2 separate regions of the Homo sapiens genome follow, and region 2 is linked to region 1. A link is a loop called in an ENCODE intact Hi-C map of the cell type or tissue named here. Cell type or tissue: psoas muscle. All regions are shown on one strand. Links, peaks and the distances in the headings refer to the core of each region. The heading gives the core; the rest is flanking DNA.

Region 1 (2,909 bases), core at 233-2,732:
CAAGATGCAGGCCCCAGGGCCCTGTGCCTTGGGGATTTTGAGGCTGGTGGTGCACAGCCTGTCCTGGGAGAAGCCCTGCTGCAGCCCTTAGCTTTCAGCTTCCAGTGTGTCACCTCCATGCTCCCCACCCTCCAGGGTCTTCTGAAGCCTTTATTTTTGCTCTGATGTGGCCCCCTTCAGGGCCAGGTTTATCCTTTTTGCTTCGGGTGGATTACTGGTTCAGTCACCTATCACACCATCCTGTCAGTACTCTCTTTTATAGTTCTCCTGCTCTCTTCACATTTTTTTTTTAACCACTCATAGTTCCTCATAATTTTGCTCTTCCTCCTGCTTCCATCCCCCACCTAACCTTCTGGATAAAATTCACTTTGTGTCTGGGCACAATGACGGATGCCTGTAATCCCAGCACTTTGAGAGACTGAGGCAGGAGGATCACTTAAGGCCAGGAGTTCAACACCAACCTGGACAACACAGTGAGACCCCCATCTCAAAAAAAATCATCTCTATAATGTCTCCTTTAGATAGACAGAACAAAAACATTTACATGTTAAGAGAAACTTCTCTTTACCACCCTTAAAATATTTAAAATACCAAAGATCTCATATTTATATGATTAACAGAGAAAACTCAGACCCATGGGCCACCCAGGAACAGTGACAAAATCTACTTCAAAGTTGTTGCTGTGGCTGAGTCACTGTCTCTGTAATCGGGGAGCTGTTCCCAAGCTGCCTTCACTGTAACGCTGAGAACCCTGAAGAATTTTCACTATTTCCAGTCACCGTTACTGTGACAGGGCTCTACGTTAGCAGTTTTAGAGTCACCTACATTCCTTATTTTAAATGAAAATTGAAATGCTTTGAAGATTTATATTTACCAAATGAGCTGAGGAAAAAGTAAGTGCTTAAAATATATTGCAATTGCAGAAATGAAAATCATTTTTAGGTATAAAATTGAATTTTTAGATTTCAATCACTTCCTACTCATTTAAATTCTTTCAGTAAAGGTCTCAAAGCTTTAAAGGGAAAAGAGAGCAGAACTAAGAATTGAACCATTTAAAACTTGGTGAGACAGGTAATAAATTATACCTGAATCATTTAATGGTTTAGTAGTCTGGCGTTTAAGGAATCTTCTACAAATGTGGTGTTGGGTAGTATCACCTGAATTCAGCTACTTTAATAAAGAACTATACTTTCATAGAGAGGAAGGAAAAAGCGATGGATCTAATCTTGACTTCAGGTAAAACAGCTCCCCCGCGCCCACCAACGCGGTATTACTGCCACCTAGTGATAGCATATCCTCATCACAGAGGTCCTGCCTGTGGAAGTGGAGGGGAAGAGGTGTAGTAAGCACAGCCAGTAGGGCGAATCCACAAATTAAATACACCCGGGGGTTGGGGGTGGCGAGGGGAGCGCTAGAGTAAGGCTATATTTTCTATAATGTCCATTCTCATTGCTTCCAGGGCTATTTTAAGAAATATTTATTTTGATGGGGTTTCAAAGTAAGTCATATGAGGACCTGTAAGCCACAGTTTTTACTCCCGCGGAGTTTGTTTTACGCAGGCTTCAAATGGACAAATAACATACATCTGAGGTTCAAGCTTTCTATTAATTTAATGCTGGCCTGGAAAACATTTTGTGATTTAAAAGAAAGCACCAAAGTTAGCTGTATTATTACTGGACTCAGCAAGGAAAGAATTGGGCTCAGTCAGAAGTGCCAGAATCCCTGTAACTAGGGGTGAAATCTCAGGCAAGTATCTTAATAGTTTCCAACCCCACTTGCCCAACCTGTTAAATAGGGGAACTGAAGTAGGTTCCCTCTAAGATGCTCTCCATGAAAAGCTCTAAGACTCCTCTTATTCATTTCTGAAGTCCTACCCCAAGGTAGACCAAACGTTCTGACATTTTGGCTGAGCTGCTCCATTCACACACATTATCATGAACGATTTCAAATTTTACCCATTTTCAAAAGCTGAATCTACCCTGGTGCTTCGTGGAAGCTAAGAATCTGGGAGATATCTCAGCTGGCCAGTTGGTCAAATTATCTTTGTTATTTGCCATTAGCTCCCGTTAGTTAACACAGCAATCTTTTCAGATGAAGTGTGGACAAGAAGACAAAAAGTATTTGGATAGGGCCCACAGGATCCAAAAGTGCGTAACCTTGTTTAATTTCATTTGGTTGAGTTAGCAGCTACTTTTGCAGACTTAAATGCAAAAATGCTGGTGTGTTTGAAGTTTCATTTTTGTCCAGGCTTTCATTACTCAGAAATCAGTGCTGACACAATTAAGCATGACCTTTCCATGCAGATGGTGCCTTGCTTCACCAGCACAAACAGCATCTGCCACACTCACCCACAAGTGCACATGTTTGCATATTTTTAAGACACTGCATCTAAAAATGGTAAAGTAAGTGCTGAAGTAAAGCCTTTGCGGAAGGGAGCATAATATCACTTAATCTGTTTGCATTACCTGTTAAGAAAGCCAGAGTGAAGTTCTAGGAAATTAGGAGACATGCAAAACACAGCACTCTTCTTAAACCACACATGTGCTCTCTTAACATTATTGGAATAATGTATTAACACTGCTCTATCTGAAGGCATGTTGATTTGCTGTGCTAAGAGGTGTTTGGTTAAATATAAATCATCCCCAGCTTCAGCAAGAAAGCCTAATATATATTATGTATGTGTGCAGGATAGCTTCAGCAACCCTGGGTATTTGTTTCTAAAAAGTCACATTATTTCAAAGTTAAAAGGGAACTTAAAAGTGACTTAGAATAACTTTCCTTCTAATATAAGAATCTTTTTTACCAGTGACATACAAAGGTGAGGGGGTGCTTGGGAGCACTTTAATCCCTGGTATAGTCAATAACAATAAAGAAACAGGCTGTGCGTTGTGGCTCATGCCTATAAACCT
Region 2 (2,909 bases), core at 186-2,685, 160 kb before region 1:
CGGGAGCCTTGGGTCTGATCACCGCTGTGGAGGTGGCCTGAGCAGCAGGGTACTTGGTGGCCTGCTTCCTCGGCTGCTTGTCCTTGGGTGTCTGCTGGATGTTGGGGACAAAGAGGCGAGACATGATGGTGTTCTTGCTGGCAGAAATCTCCCCGAGATCAGCCCGCCAGTCGCCTCCTTTGGGCAGCTTCAGCTTCCCTATAGGGGCTTGTTCCTCCCTCTTCTCGGCCTCTTTCTCCTTCCATGACCGGAACGCACTGTTCTGACTACGGAGGAAGATGCCCTTGACGGTCTCTGAGGCACTCTTTTTAATTTCACACACTTCTGTGTGTCCATCGGTGAAATTCCGGCCAGGGCCTGCGTTGCGCTCGCGAGGAGTACTGGCTTTGAAGACTGGAGATTTGGAGCCCGCCACGGACCCCTCCCCGCCCGCGTCGGACATGCTGACCACTGTGTACTCGGAGCCGGCCTCGGAGTGACGAGAGCTCTGCCTCTGCAGGCCCCTCTCTCGCTGCCTCTCGCTCCCGCGGGCGCCCTCCGTCTCCTTGGAGGTGCCTGAGAGGTGGTGGGATGTATCCATGACTTCTCCCCTCTCCATTTTGAACTCGTGTTCCCGCTGCATCTTCTTGGAAATGACATTTTTGAGCAGACTGGAGGCGAACTTGGACTTCTGGGGGCCATCGGCGCGGGAGGTGGGCTTGCTGCCCTCGGAGGTCTCGGAGCCGTCGTCCGTGTATGCCGACCCGGGACCCTTGCCGGGGCCTTTGGTGGCCCTGCCGGGCCCAGGGGCCGAGCTGGCTTTGCTCTCACTGCGTACATTCAGGGGCTCCAAAAGGGTGACGACGCGGGAGCCCGTCTGGACCTGCTTCTGGAAACACAGGGGCGTCTCCACATGTTTGATTTCCCCCTCGACTTTGCTGACCACGAACTCCAAGGCCTTGGTCTGAGACTTCTTGGACTGGATGTAGAGCTGGTCGGCAGTGGCCCGGGCCCCACTGCCCTTCCTCAGACCTGCAGCCACAGAGGCCGCGCTGCTCCTGAGGAGGCTCTGCTCCACCCTGGCCCCAACACCCCCACATTTTAAGTCCAGGAAAGTTGACCAGCGCCCAAAGCCCACTTCGGAGAGCGTGGTGGAGGACTCCCGGGAGCTGATGTTCAGAGCCTCAAAGTAGGGGTAAGCCAGGCTCCGGAAGGCCCGGGAGGTCAGGTTACGCACCTCTTTGTCCGCATCGTCCAGTTCGCTCACGGCACTGGAGGCTCCGCTGGAGTAGTCCACCAGCTCCTTCGCCCGGATGGCCCCGCACCTGGTTTGCAGGCGAGCAGGTACAGCAATGAATTTCTTTGCATGGTCCTGAGCCACTGCTGCAGCCGGGTTTTGCTTCAGCGAACTTGAATTGTGTTCAGCAGCTGTAGAGACGCGGAGGCTCATGTCGCCTTCATGCTTGGCAGCATAAATAATGTTTTGCTTTGCACGCACGTTGCTAGGCTCATTTATAGCCCGGGAAGCCGGTTTGATTGATAGGAGGATCTGGCTTGCTGCACTCCCACAGCTGCTTGCGGCGGCGGCTGCTGCCCCTGAAGCTGCCTCCGGGGTCTCAGGCAAGGGCTCAGTCAGGGGGGCAGTGCCAGGCCCAGTGGGTGGGGGAGTGGGGCCACTGTCAGAGGGGCCACTGCCCACTTCGGTGCTGCTGGTGTCGCGGCCACTGCGGCCTGCATTGGGGCGGGCCAGGTCGCTGCTTGTAGGGCTGGGCGTCCGGGTGGTGTTGGTGCTGGGAGTGGTGCTGAGGTAGCAGCTGTTGTCGTCGTCCTCTTCGGTCAGACTGGTGATGTCCCCTGGGGTCTCGTCGCTGCCACCAAAGGAAGCATAATCCACGAACGAGTAGATCACGTTGTTGTCCTCGAAATCCCAGCGGGAGGCCAGTCCCACGTCGAAATCCATGTCCTGTTCCACCTCACTCAGCTGGATCTCATGGGTGGTGATGTAGTGAGCCTCTTCGACTTTGGGGGGGTCCCTGCTGCCCTGGGACTTGGCAATAATGTCCCTGCACTCTGTTCCATCTCCTGCCCCTCCTCCCCCTCCTCCTTTTCCTCCTCCCCCTCCTCCTGATATTTTCTCTCCTTCTCCTCCCACGGCCTGGCAACCTTCACTTTCACCACTCTCACTCTCGAAGCCTAAGGATGAAGAGGAGGTGGCCAGAGCCCCTGTGGATGTGGTGGAGTCCTCCATTTTGGAAAGGCCATCCTCTTCTGCTTTGTTCATCGGGGAGGAGGATGAGGAAGATGAGAAATTGCCACCCTCTTCAGAGGCAGAGTGCTGGGATCTAGAGAGTTGGGAGGAGGCAGGATTGTTCTGGGGGCTTGGAGTCTTGCTGCTGGGTTCATCTTGGGCTTTCTCCTTTGGGCTCCTAGAGGCCCTCTGACCCCCAGGGCAGTGCCCCAGGGTAAGTTTCATGGTCTGGGGACTCTCCCTCTGGACTTCAGCTGAAGCACACATGTCCACATATTTCGCTTCTCGCTGGGAGGAGGCTGAAGGCTTGGGAAGTGGCCACAGCTGCTGCTTGAGCTCCTGGCTGTCTTGAGCACTGCTCACCCCGTCCCCCACCTCCGCCTGTCTTGCTTTCGAATTCAGCTCAGGAGGGGCAGCTTCCATTATGAGCCCTTGCCCAGGTTTCAGCGACAGGAAGAGACAATGGTGATCGCTGGGGAAGTCTTGGGTCCGTCTCTGGCCCCGGAGGGGCTGCAGAGTTGCCCGAAGCAGGGTCCCACGTATCTGGACTGGCCCCAAGGCTGTAGGCACTGCTGCCACTGCTGCCACCACCTCCCAGTTCTTCAGCCCCTGTGGCGGGGCCGCAGCAAGCCTGAGGGAGGTGGGAAGGCTCCTGGATGAGGCGGTGGAGGTGGTCTGTGGC

What was found. Peaks named below come from ENCODE experiments on the same cell type or tissue, not always from the same donor. Only the 100,000 strongest peaks of a DNase experiment are listed, where the experiment ranks them.
Region 2: a loop joins it to region 1, with 5 times the contacts of the local background. A loop is called at or near these places in 11 of 110 quality-filtered maps.

Annotation. Positions count from the first base shown.
Region 1 is chr4:99,807,175-99,810,083 of GRCh38, forward strand. No RefSeq gene overlaps it. Among named protein-coding and RNA genes, the nearest start is that of DAPP1, 8.2 kb to the right of the region's middle. In psoas muscle, for the core only: a CTCF peak has its summit at 1,279 (motif pointing left); a DNase peak (open chromatin) is centred at 1,277; H3K27ac peaks cover 1,004 bases.
Region 2 is chr4:99,651,567-99,654,475 of GRCh38, forward strand. C4orf54 (chromosome 4 open reading frame 54) reads right to left here. Exons shown (of 3, transcript NM_001354435.2): 2 at 1-2,909. Among named protein-coding and RNA genes, the nearest start is that of C4orf54, 4.8 kb to the right of the region's middle. In psoas muscle, for the core only: no CTCF peak of the experiment used is centred there; DNase peaks (open chromatin) are centred at 475, 795, 1,505 and 2,565; H3K4me3 peaks cover 2,500 bases; H3K27ac peaks cover 2,500 bases.